Regions from separate parts of the Homo sapiens genome. Here region 2 is linked to region 1. Evidence: chromatin loops called from intact Hi-C (ENCODE). Cell type or tissue: heart right ventricle. All regions are shown on one strand.

Evidence for each region. Peaks named below come from ENCODE experiments on the same cell type or tissue, not always from the same donor. Only the 100,000 strongest peaks of a DNase experiment are listed, where the experiment ranks them.
Region 2: it touches region 1 in a loop (4-fold over the local background); 83 of 110 quality-filtered maps call a loop at or near these places.

Annotation. Positions count from the first base shown.
Region 1 is chr11:62,105,224-62,110,223 of GRCh38, reverse strand. No RefSeq gene overlaps it. Among named protein-coding and RNA genes, the nearest start is that of INCENP, 16 kb to the left of the region's middle. In heart right ventricle, a CTCF peak has its summit at 2,038 (motif pointing right); a DNase peak (open chromatin) is centred at 4,673; H3K4me3 peaks cover 1,094 bases; H3K27ac peaks cover 3,280 bases.
Region 2 is chr11:61,799,696-61,804,695 of GRCh38, reverse strand. It overlaps FADS1 (fatty acid desaturase 1), which reads left to right. Exons shown (of 12, transcript NM_013402.7): 7 at 1-11; 8 at 929-1,026; 9 at 1,237-1,333; 10 at 1,585-1,664; 11 at 1,770-1,895; 12 at 2,234-5,000. The coding sequence ends at 2,285. Among named protein-coding and RNA genes, the nearest start is that of FEN1, 9.3 kb to the right of the region's middle. In heart right ventricle, no CTCF peak of the experiment used is centred here; no DNase peak of the experiment used is centred here.

The DNA.
Region 1 (5,000 bases):
CTCAAGTAATCCTCCTGCCTTGGCCCACCAAAGTGCTGGGATTTTAGGCGTGAACCACTGCACCTGGCCAGAGGCTTTTATTGAGGGTTTAGTATGAAGAATTATTGTCATGAGTAGCCAGTTAACCTGGGGGCAATCCAGTGTGTTCTCTCTCTAAGGCACAATGGAAGCCACGGATAATCTGAAGGTTGTCAGTACTCACGGAGTTAGCATGGGGTTGCTAATAGTTTAGAGGAATATTTACCAATTAGAGGAATTATTAATGGCATCAAACTATGGAGGACGCCTCAGACACAGCCAAGGACCTAGTAAGGCACACAGGGAGAACGCCATGTGATCATGAAGGAAGAAGGCCAATTCGAGGAATGGTTAATGGCATCAAACTATGACAGCTTAGTGCATTCCATTTATATCAGAGAGAGTCTTGCCGATGGAATCAGAAATACATGAAGTCCTCCAGCCATAACTCCCTGCATCTATCTCCACCTAAAAGGAGAACCTGTCCTTTAGAACAGGAGATACTTCAGGTTTGGTGACTGAAACTCATTCTCCCTTATACAGCGCTTGGATAGGAAATGCCAACATTTGCTTCTCTGACTTTCCTTTTGCTTTGCTCAGGTGACCTTGCGTGTCTCTGCTCTGATCCCTTATAAGTGATCTCAGAGTTGAGCTCCCAGGTGACAACTGTGTTTTCCGTTTTCCTCATTTCCAGCTTCATCAGAAGCACCTCTCTGTAGCTCCAAGTATTGAAGGTAGTCGAGCACGTTAATTCTTCATTGCATTCTAAGCCTAACTTCTATTACAGAATAGTTTGTCTGGCTGTGGGCAGTCCAGCTTTCTCTGTTTCTTTGTCATACTTTCTTTGTAAGGGCACAGCACCCTTTTTTACCCTGGCTGACAAAGACATTGTATAAGGAATTCCTGCTCAGGATGAGTCACTGGACTGGAGATTCGAAGTTCACATATCCTTACAATTTGAAGTTTTCCAGTCGTTGGCTGCTTTGGGGAAGTCAACTTAATTTGGTTCAGCAAAATCAAAGTAACCACTGAAAAGTGTTTGAGGGATAAATCTCTGCAAAATCTGTATTCACTTGCTAGAGCTGCTGTAACAGTGTCACAAACGGAGCAGCTTAGACCGCAGAAATGTGTAATCCCACGATTGTGGAAGTCAGAAGTCTGAGATCAGGGTGTTGGTTGGGTCAGCCCCTTCTGAGAGCCATGAGGGTGAATCTGTTTGGTGCAGCTGTCGTGGCTTCTGGTGTTTTGTTGTTGTTATTGTGTTTTTTTTTTTTTTTGAGATGGAGTTTCACTCTTGTCGCCCAGGCTGGAGTGCAATGGTGCGATCTTCAGCTCACTGCAACCTCCACCTCCTGGGTTCAAATGATTCTCCTGCCTCAGCCTCCCAAATAGCTGGGATTACAGGCGCCGCCACCATACCCAGCTAATGTTTGTATTTTTAGTACATGGGGTTTCACCATGTTGGTCAGGCTAGTCTTGAACTCCTGACTTCAGGTGATCCACCAGCCTCCGCCTCCCAAAGTGCTGGGGTTATAGGCGTGAGCCACCACACTGGCCTGGCTCTGGTGTTTTGCTGAAAATCTGCCTTCATGATCACACGGCATTCTCCCTGTGTGCCTTACTAGGTCACGTAGCTGTGTCAGAGGTGTCCTCCACAGCAAAAGTCGCAGTGGGAGGCAAACCAAACATGAGGTGGTATCTTGCTTTCCCTGCCACAGAAGGACGGGTCATGGTAGTTCCCCAGCAACTCCAGAAATAGCTGGAGCTCGTGCAGCCTAATGAAACTGTGGTGCAGTGGCGTGGGCCCCGGACTTGGAACAAAAAGCCCTGGGGCACCTACGTGACTTAGAGGACCAGTGTCCCCATCTGCAGAATGAGGGCATTAAAACATGTTAAAACATAAAAATGAAGGTGGCTTCTTAAGGTCCCTCCACCGCCAAAGATGAATTCTTTCAGCAACAGGGCAGTCAAGCTTTAATCTGAATTTATAAATGAGCACCATACTGTAAATCCACTAGGGGGCAGTAACTGTTCGCATTTGGATCCACTGATCCGCAGGCCTTGAACTACCATGACACCTTTATTAGGAAAGCAAGAGGCAGGTGGGTGGGATAAGGAATCTGGTTTTCCCCTCCATACCAAGCTACAATAAAGCCTTATGAATCGTGGCCATTTGGGGCAATAAAAAAATGAGTATTTTGTTGTTTTCTGCATCAGCTTGAATTTCCCTGGATTTTACCCTTTACCCATGAGGATGGATCTCTTTTTCTTTTTCTTTTTTCTTTCAGACAGTTTCACTCTGTCACCCAGGCTGGAGTGCAGTGGTGCAATCTCACCTCACTGCAACTGTCGCCTCCCAGGTTCAAGCGATTCTCCTGCCTCAGCCTCCCAAGTAGCTGGAATTACTGGCATGTGCCACCACGCCCGACTACTTTTTGTATTTTTAGTAGAGACGAGGTTTCACCATGTTGGCCAGGCTGTTCTGGAACTCCTGACCTCAAGCGATCCGCCTGCCTCAGCCTCCCAAAGTGCTGGGATTACAGGTGTGAGCCACCGTGCCCGGCCTCATCTCTTTTTCTTAATATGTTACTTGTTAAGTTTCAGAATTTCAGACCTGAAGGGACCCTTTGCAGTTGTGGTGAGTAGCTAGCTCAAGGCAATGGCAAGTAAATGGCAGGACCAGGAATACAAACCATCAAGTCTATTTTCTCAGCTGTATGATGAGACGTGATCTCTGAAGTTCCTTTAGGTCTAAGAGTCTGGCTCTCTGGTCTTCATTATCCAGACTGATTTCTGCTTCCCTGTGGTGGATCTAAGCATTAAATTGGGCTGGTAGGTTGACTTTTCTGAATATGGAGAGCTGGATTATCTAAAACTTTCTCATCAGAATGGAATTTAATTAAATCTTATTAAATCCATTGTATCACATTAAATCTCAAGTTGCATTCATTAAAATGGTAGTTCTCTGGACTTTTGGATTTCACAGAGTAGCAAAATTTGCAAATACGTTTAAGCATTGAGTTAATTTTATTAAGTAAATATGTATGGGTTTTTTTTTAACACCTATCTCTTATTATCCTACTATTATAAAAGACATTTAAACTCAAAAAGAAGAGGGCATGCAATCTCAGAATACGTCAAAGTGACACAAATAAATTCCTTTATGAGGCCAGGCACGGTGGTTCACACCTGTAATCCCAGCACTTTGGGAGGCCGAGGCGGGCGGATCACCTGACGTCAGGAATTAGAGACCAGCCTGGCCAACATGGTGAAACCCTATCAATACTAAAAATACAAAAATTAGCTAGGCATGGTGGTGGGCACCCATAATCCCAGCTACTCAGGAGGCTGAGGCAGGAGAATCACTTGAACCCAGGAGGTAGAGTTTGCAGTGAGCCAAGATTGCACCACTGCACTCCAGCCTGGGCGACAAGAGTGAAACTCCATCTCAAAAAAAAAAAAATTCCTTTATGAAAAACTCATTGCATTGTTCTTATTTTTCTCGTATTGTACAAATCAGTAAAATCCTTGTCAGCCACTGGATCCAGCCTACAGATCAGCCTTGAGAACGTCTGCTTAAAGCAACTGACAATGTTATAAAAGTTCCTCCACAAAAGAGCTCTGCTGCCTGTGAATGCCTCCTTGAAGAGACAATGAAGGCAGAACACATATCCAAGCTGGGCAAAAGAAAACAGTGGGGGTCAAAAAGTATGTCTTTAAAGCTGCACTTCCAAAGAACTTCCTGAGAGATTTGTAATTTCTATTTCTGTATGATAAAACACTATTGGTGAGGCATGGTTGTTCATGCCTGTAATCCCAGCATTTTGAGAGGCCAAGGTGGGCGGATCACCTGAGGTCAGGAGTTCAAAACAAGTCTGGCCAACATGGTGAAACCCCGTCTCTACTAAAAATTAAAAAAAAAATTAAAAAAAAAATTAGCCAGGCATGGTGGTGCATGCCTGTATTCCTAGCTACATGGGAGGCTGAGGCAGGAGAATCGCTTGAACCCGGGACGGGGAGGTTGCAGTGAGCCGAGATCATGCCACTGCATTCCAGCCTGGGTTATGGAGCAAGACTCCCGTCTCATAGGAAAAAAAAACAAACAAAAAAACCCTACATTCTTAAGGCCTAAAATGTACTAAAAATAAAACAGGAAAACAAAAATGGGGGTAGGGTTCCTTCTGTGAATGCAAACATGCTTGACCAATGAGATGTAGTTGAAAACCTAGACCACTGGTACAGACTGAATTGTGTGGACTCTCCATACTCACATACAGCAGATGCAGAGAAGGGCACAGAGGGAGGGAGTGATAAATCTGAAGATAAATGGAGAATTCAGAATTCTCGCTTTGATGTACTCAGTGGCTTTTTGGCAAACCGTCTAATCCCAGTCTGCAGTTTGAAAGAACACGCTATAATTGTTAGCAGCACCCACTCAGATAATGCTGGAACTTGTTTGTAAATAAAGTTCCAGCTTTGACAAACCACATGCTCCTCACAGCCATTTATGCACTTTGCTTCATCTGTCTCTTATACTGTCTGAGAAAAAAATAGAGATGGGGGGTCTCACTATGTTGCTTAGGCTGGACCCGAACTCCTGGACTCCAGCCCATCCACCTGTCACAGGGTGAACCCCCACATTGGAGTTCAGCCCAGGAGGCGACGTGAGTTCTTGGCTTTGCACAGGAAGGAATTCAAGAGTTAACAGAGTAAAGTGAAAGCAAGTTTATTTTAAAAGTAAAGGAGTAAGAGTGGCTATGCCATCGGAAGAGCAGCCGTGAGAGTTGCAGGTTGCTATTTTTATGTTTGTTTCTTGCTCACATGCTAAACAAGGGTGGCTTATTCATGAATTTTCCAGGAAAAGGTCAGAGAATTCCCAGAAATGAGAGTTCCTCCCCTTTTTAGACCATATAGGGTAACTTCCGGATGTTGCCATGGCGTATGTAAGCTGTCGTGTTTCTGGTGGGAGTTTCCTTCACCAT
Region 2 (5,000 bases), 310 kb after region 1:
AGAAGTGGGTGGTGAGTATCCATGGCCCAAGAAGCCCACATCCTTGTCTCCAGCACCCAGAGTGGGGGATAGGGGTTCCCCAGGGGAAACTTGAGACTGACTCTAGGCCTAATTTAGAACAAAATAATAGAACCAGACACAGATCCTCCTTATCTCTAAGTGGGACGAAATGATTTGAGCTTAGCAGGCAGCCTGATTCCCAATGTGTAATTTCATGCGGTCAGTGTCTCCAGAGGTTCTTGTACTGGGCATAATGCCAGGGGGCTGAGTTGGGAATGGGGAAGATGAATGAGAGACAATACCTACTTTCAAGGAAACTTCTGATGAAGCAGAATGTGGTTATTAATCAGAAAAGAGGTACAGGCAATAGGTTCTGGGGACTCCAAAAGGGGCCTGACTGCACCTGGCTTTGTGAAGTCACTTTTCTAGCTGGCCTTGAGGCTGGGCAGGGTTTCTGACAGGCAGAGGTGGAGCAGGGGGGATGAACTCTGAGCAGAGAAGCTGGAAATGAGGGGTAAGTTTGACCACCAGACATATTGTGGAGGACTAGTGTCAGGGGAAGAGTATGGTGCTTGGTTCAGTGATGAGAGATTTGATCAGGGCACTGGCATGGACTGAGCCATGGTCCTGGCAGATTCATTTGGCGGCATGCTGAAGGATTTAGATTGGCTAGGAAGAGCTAGAGGCAAAGAGACCTTGTAGGCCTTGGTACTTTTGAAGGGGACATGCAAGAAGGGCTGGGGGGTGCCAATGGGAATGGAAGAAAGGAGCAGTGGCACTAGATACTGCAGGATTGGACCCCTGAGAAGCTGAAGATGAGTGAGTCTGGATAACCAGGAGAATGGCTGCACCATGCAAACAAAGAGCTGCTGAGAGGAAGAGGAAGAGTTGTTCGTGACTGTTATGCTCGCTGCTTTTCTCACTATAGGACTTGGCCTGGATGATTACCTTCTACGTCCGCTTCTTCCTCACTTATGTGCCACTATTGGGGCTGAAAGCCTTCCTGGGCCTTTTCTTCATAGTCAGGTAGTATTCGGTGGGGGCGGATAGGGACTGGTGAAGGAAATGTTGGGGAGTGACCAGTCTGGTCTAGGGGCCGTGCTGGGGCTTTGGGTAACAGTGGGTGTTTCAGGAGTTGGCTTGGGAAAGTAGACAGGCTGGAGCAGTTATCTGAGGGGGGAATCAGAATTCTGGGCTCTGTGTGTACTGTTTTTGTCTGTGTAATACATCTAACAGGTTCCTGGAAAGCAACTGGTTTGTGTGGGTGACACAGATGAACCATATTCCCATGCACATTGATCATGACCGGAACATGGACTGGGTTTCCACCCAGGTAAGGGACAGTCACTCAGAAGACTGGAGCATAACACAACTATTGAAAAGGATGCGTAGGTGAAAACAGCAAAAACAAAAAGTCCCCCAAACAGCATTTTCTCATTAGCCTGAGGCTCTTGTTCTGCAACCATGTGAAGGGAGTGACCAAGACAGTCTCATGTCCCTTCCTCAGCCAGCTTTACCTGGAGAATGCTGGGCTGGCCTTTCCATCTGATATTCAACATGCTCTCCCCTGACCTTTTCCGCCAGCTCCAGGCCACATGCAATGTCCACAAGTCTGCCTTCAATGACTGGTTCAGTGGACACCTCAACTTCCAGATTGAGCACCAGTGAGTAGGGAGCCTGGGGAAGCAGGGTCCTGGGGAGGGTGTAAGTGTTGGGTACAGGTGGGAGCAGAGAAGCAGGAACCACTGACTCCCCCGTTCTCCCTAAAGTCTTTTTCCCACGATGCCTCGACACAATTACCACAAAGTGGCTCCCCTGGTGCAGTCCTTGTGTGCCAAGCATGGCATAGAGTACCAGTCCAAGCCCCTGCTGTCAGCCTTCGCCGACATCATCCAGTGAGTATCTGAGACCAGGAAGATGGCTAGTAGGGAGGGAAGAGGGCAGGGCAATGGAAATGATGACATGTAGGGTGGGGAGTGAACAGAAGGTGTTCCCAGTCGTGTGGGATGGAGTTCACCATGGCAAAGGCAGGATTCTTTATTGGACCTGTGGCCAGGTCAGGCCTTTGCCCTCATTGGGGTTCCCCTCAGTACCATGGCCCAAGCTAGCTTTCTCTAAAGTAGAGGGGAGGAAAACCTCCAGATGGAAGAAGGCCTTAACCTCACTGCTCCATCTCCGGTGGGTTCAACTCTGCTTGTCTCCCTCACTGTCTGCCCCCATTTTGTCCCTGCAGCTCACTAAAGGAGTCAGGGCAGCTCTGGCTAGATGCCTATCTTCACCAATAACAACAGCCACCCTGCCCAGTCTGGAAGAAGAGGAGGAAGACTCTGGAGCCAAGGCAGAGGGGAGCTTGAGGGACAATGCCACTATAGTTTAATACTCAGAGGGGGTTGGGTTTGGGGACATAAAGCCTCTGACTCAAACTCCTCCCTTTTATCTTCTAGCCACAGTTCTAAGACCCAAAGTGGGGGGTGGACACAGAAGTCCCTAGGAGGGAAGGAGCTGTTGGGGCAGGGGTGTAAATTATTTCCTTTTTCTAGTTTGGCACATGCAGGTAGTTGGTGAACAGAGAGAACCAGGAGGGTAACAGAAGAGGAGGGACCTACTGAACCCAGAGTCAGGAAGAGATTTAACACTAAAATTCCACTCATGCCGGGCGTGGTGGCACGCGCCTGTAATCCCAGCTACCCAGGAGGCTGAGGCAGGAGAATCGCTTGAACCGGGGAGGTGGAGGTTGCAGTGAGCTGAGATCACGCCATTGTACTCCAGCCTGGGCGACAGAGCAAGACTCCATTTCAAAAAAAAAAAAAAAATCCACTCATATAAAAGGTGAGCTCAGCTCACTGGTCCATTTCTCAGTGGCTTCTCCATCCTCATTTGCAAACCTCAGAGGGATAAGGCAGTTGAACCTGATGAGCAAGAATTATAACAGCAAGGAAACATTAATGCTTAGAATTCTGAGATCCAGCACAACTCAGTCTGTGGGAGCTCAGCTCGCTGCCCAGGGATAGGTATGACCTATGTCTGCCTTAGGCTGCTGGGAGATGCCATTCTCCAGTTTCAGAAGCAGGCAGGGCAAAGGTCAAGACTGTGGTATTGGGGTCTTTTGGCTCTGAAGGATCCTGGAACCACTGATTTTGGTTTATTCCCTCCAGGGTCTAAAGAGAACAAGAGGTGCTAGCTCTTACCAAAACAGATGGTAGAGAGAGTTGCTGGCTATTTAAAAAGCTCTTTCATCTTTTAATTCACCTCTTCTTTTCACCTCTTTAACCACTCCTCAGGAACAGAACACTTCTAGGACTGGGGGTCTTTTAGCTCCATAAGCAAGTGAGCAGATGGGACAAGTTAGTCTTTTCTCCCTAGAAACAAAGGGGATGCCCAGTGGTTTCCCTTTGCTTCCCAACCTAAAATTTCAAGTTTAATAAAATAGCAATTAGCAGAAGTGACCAAATTGGGAGATAATTATCAGTCATGAGGAAAGACACAGATTTCGGTCATAAAGAATGTAAGGGCTATAAGTAGAAACTTTCTATAACCTAAATGATGTTATAGAATTATTTTTGAGCAGGAGCAGAAAGATTAAATATGATCACTTCATACTTCTAAATCAGAAATAGGAAGATTAAAACCACAGAACAGTTTGTGATTTCTATTGCTGTAGCTAGGTATCTTACTCTGTCCACTCTTGTTCAAGTATCTAACTCTTCTGGAAACCAAATAGGCTTTAGAAGAGATTATCCTATATTCCTATCAGTATAATACTAAAATGTAACTTTTTAATCATCTGGTTTTTAAAAGATAAACAGTTTAGCCCATCTCTCCAGAGAGCAAACATAGGAATATGACTCAGGAGCCTCCTAGGGCTTATCATCAGCCCTCACACCCGCTTCCCCCTCCAACCCACAGCCTTTGCTTCCAGGTGGCAGGATTACTACTTTGCCTCTTCAGCAGCATCTACTCTAGGCATATTGATCATTTTAGACACTGGGAGAAGAGAACCTCAAACTAGGAGGAAAAGACAGAGCCTCCACTTAGTTTTGGGAGGGGATGGCAGACAGTCAAGGAGATGAGCGTCCTAAGGCATGTTGGGATAGGGTCAGATGCACCACCCATGGAGAGGTTTGTCAACACAAAGACATGGAAGGTTAGAGGTTTGTCAACAAAAAGACATGGAAGGTTAGGTTTGTCAACACAAAGACATGGAAGATTAGAGGTTTGTCAACACAAAGACACAGGAAGAATGGGCTGCAGAAGATTTAGATGTTTTCCATTTGGGCACATTTTACTTAGCTGGAGAACTAGGTTTAAAACAGCCTGGGTAGGAAAATTAGAAGCAAGCTGGATGCAGTGGCTCATGCCTGTAATCCCAACACTTTTGGGAGGTCCAGGCAGGAGGATCACTTGGGCCCAGGAGGTCAAGCCTGCAGCGAGCTGAGATCACACCACTGCACTCCAGCCTGGGGTGATAGAACAAGACCCTGTCTCAAAAAAAAAAAAAACAACAAAAACTTAGAATTGAGGAGTTGTACCTCCATTGGCTTCCTCACTCCAAAATAGGTGCTGATCCTTCCTATTCCTATTCTTTGCCACCTTTTGGGTGTGGTGTCACCAGCCTGTTTAGCCAAGTAGCTTTGGGCATAGGCTGCCCAATCTGAGCAAACACCAGTGAGGCTCTATTGAGCCAAGACCAAGTCCTCAAAGCACCTGAACCACTGTGGCCTTCTCAGCCTACAGCAGTGTGGTCTCTTACATGGCCACAAAGGGACACACAGTGACAAAAGGCTCGGAATGTTACAATGGTAAAATGAGTGATCTCAAATCCACTGACAGATATAAAATAGGCTTAGAGAGGAAAAGCTGCCTCTGGTCAAGTAGATCATGGCAGCATGAATTCCAACTCACTTTTTTACAACTCCAACTTCTATGTTTATCTTTGTTACTTTCACTTTTTTACAACCTGGCCAGAGGCATTTTTTAAATCAGGCCCAATATCAGTATTC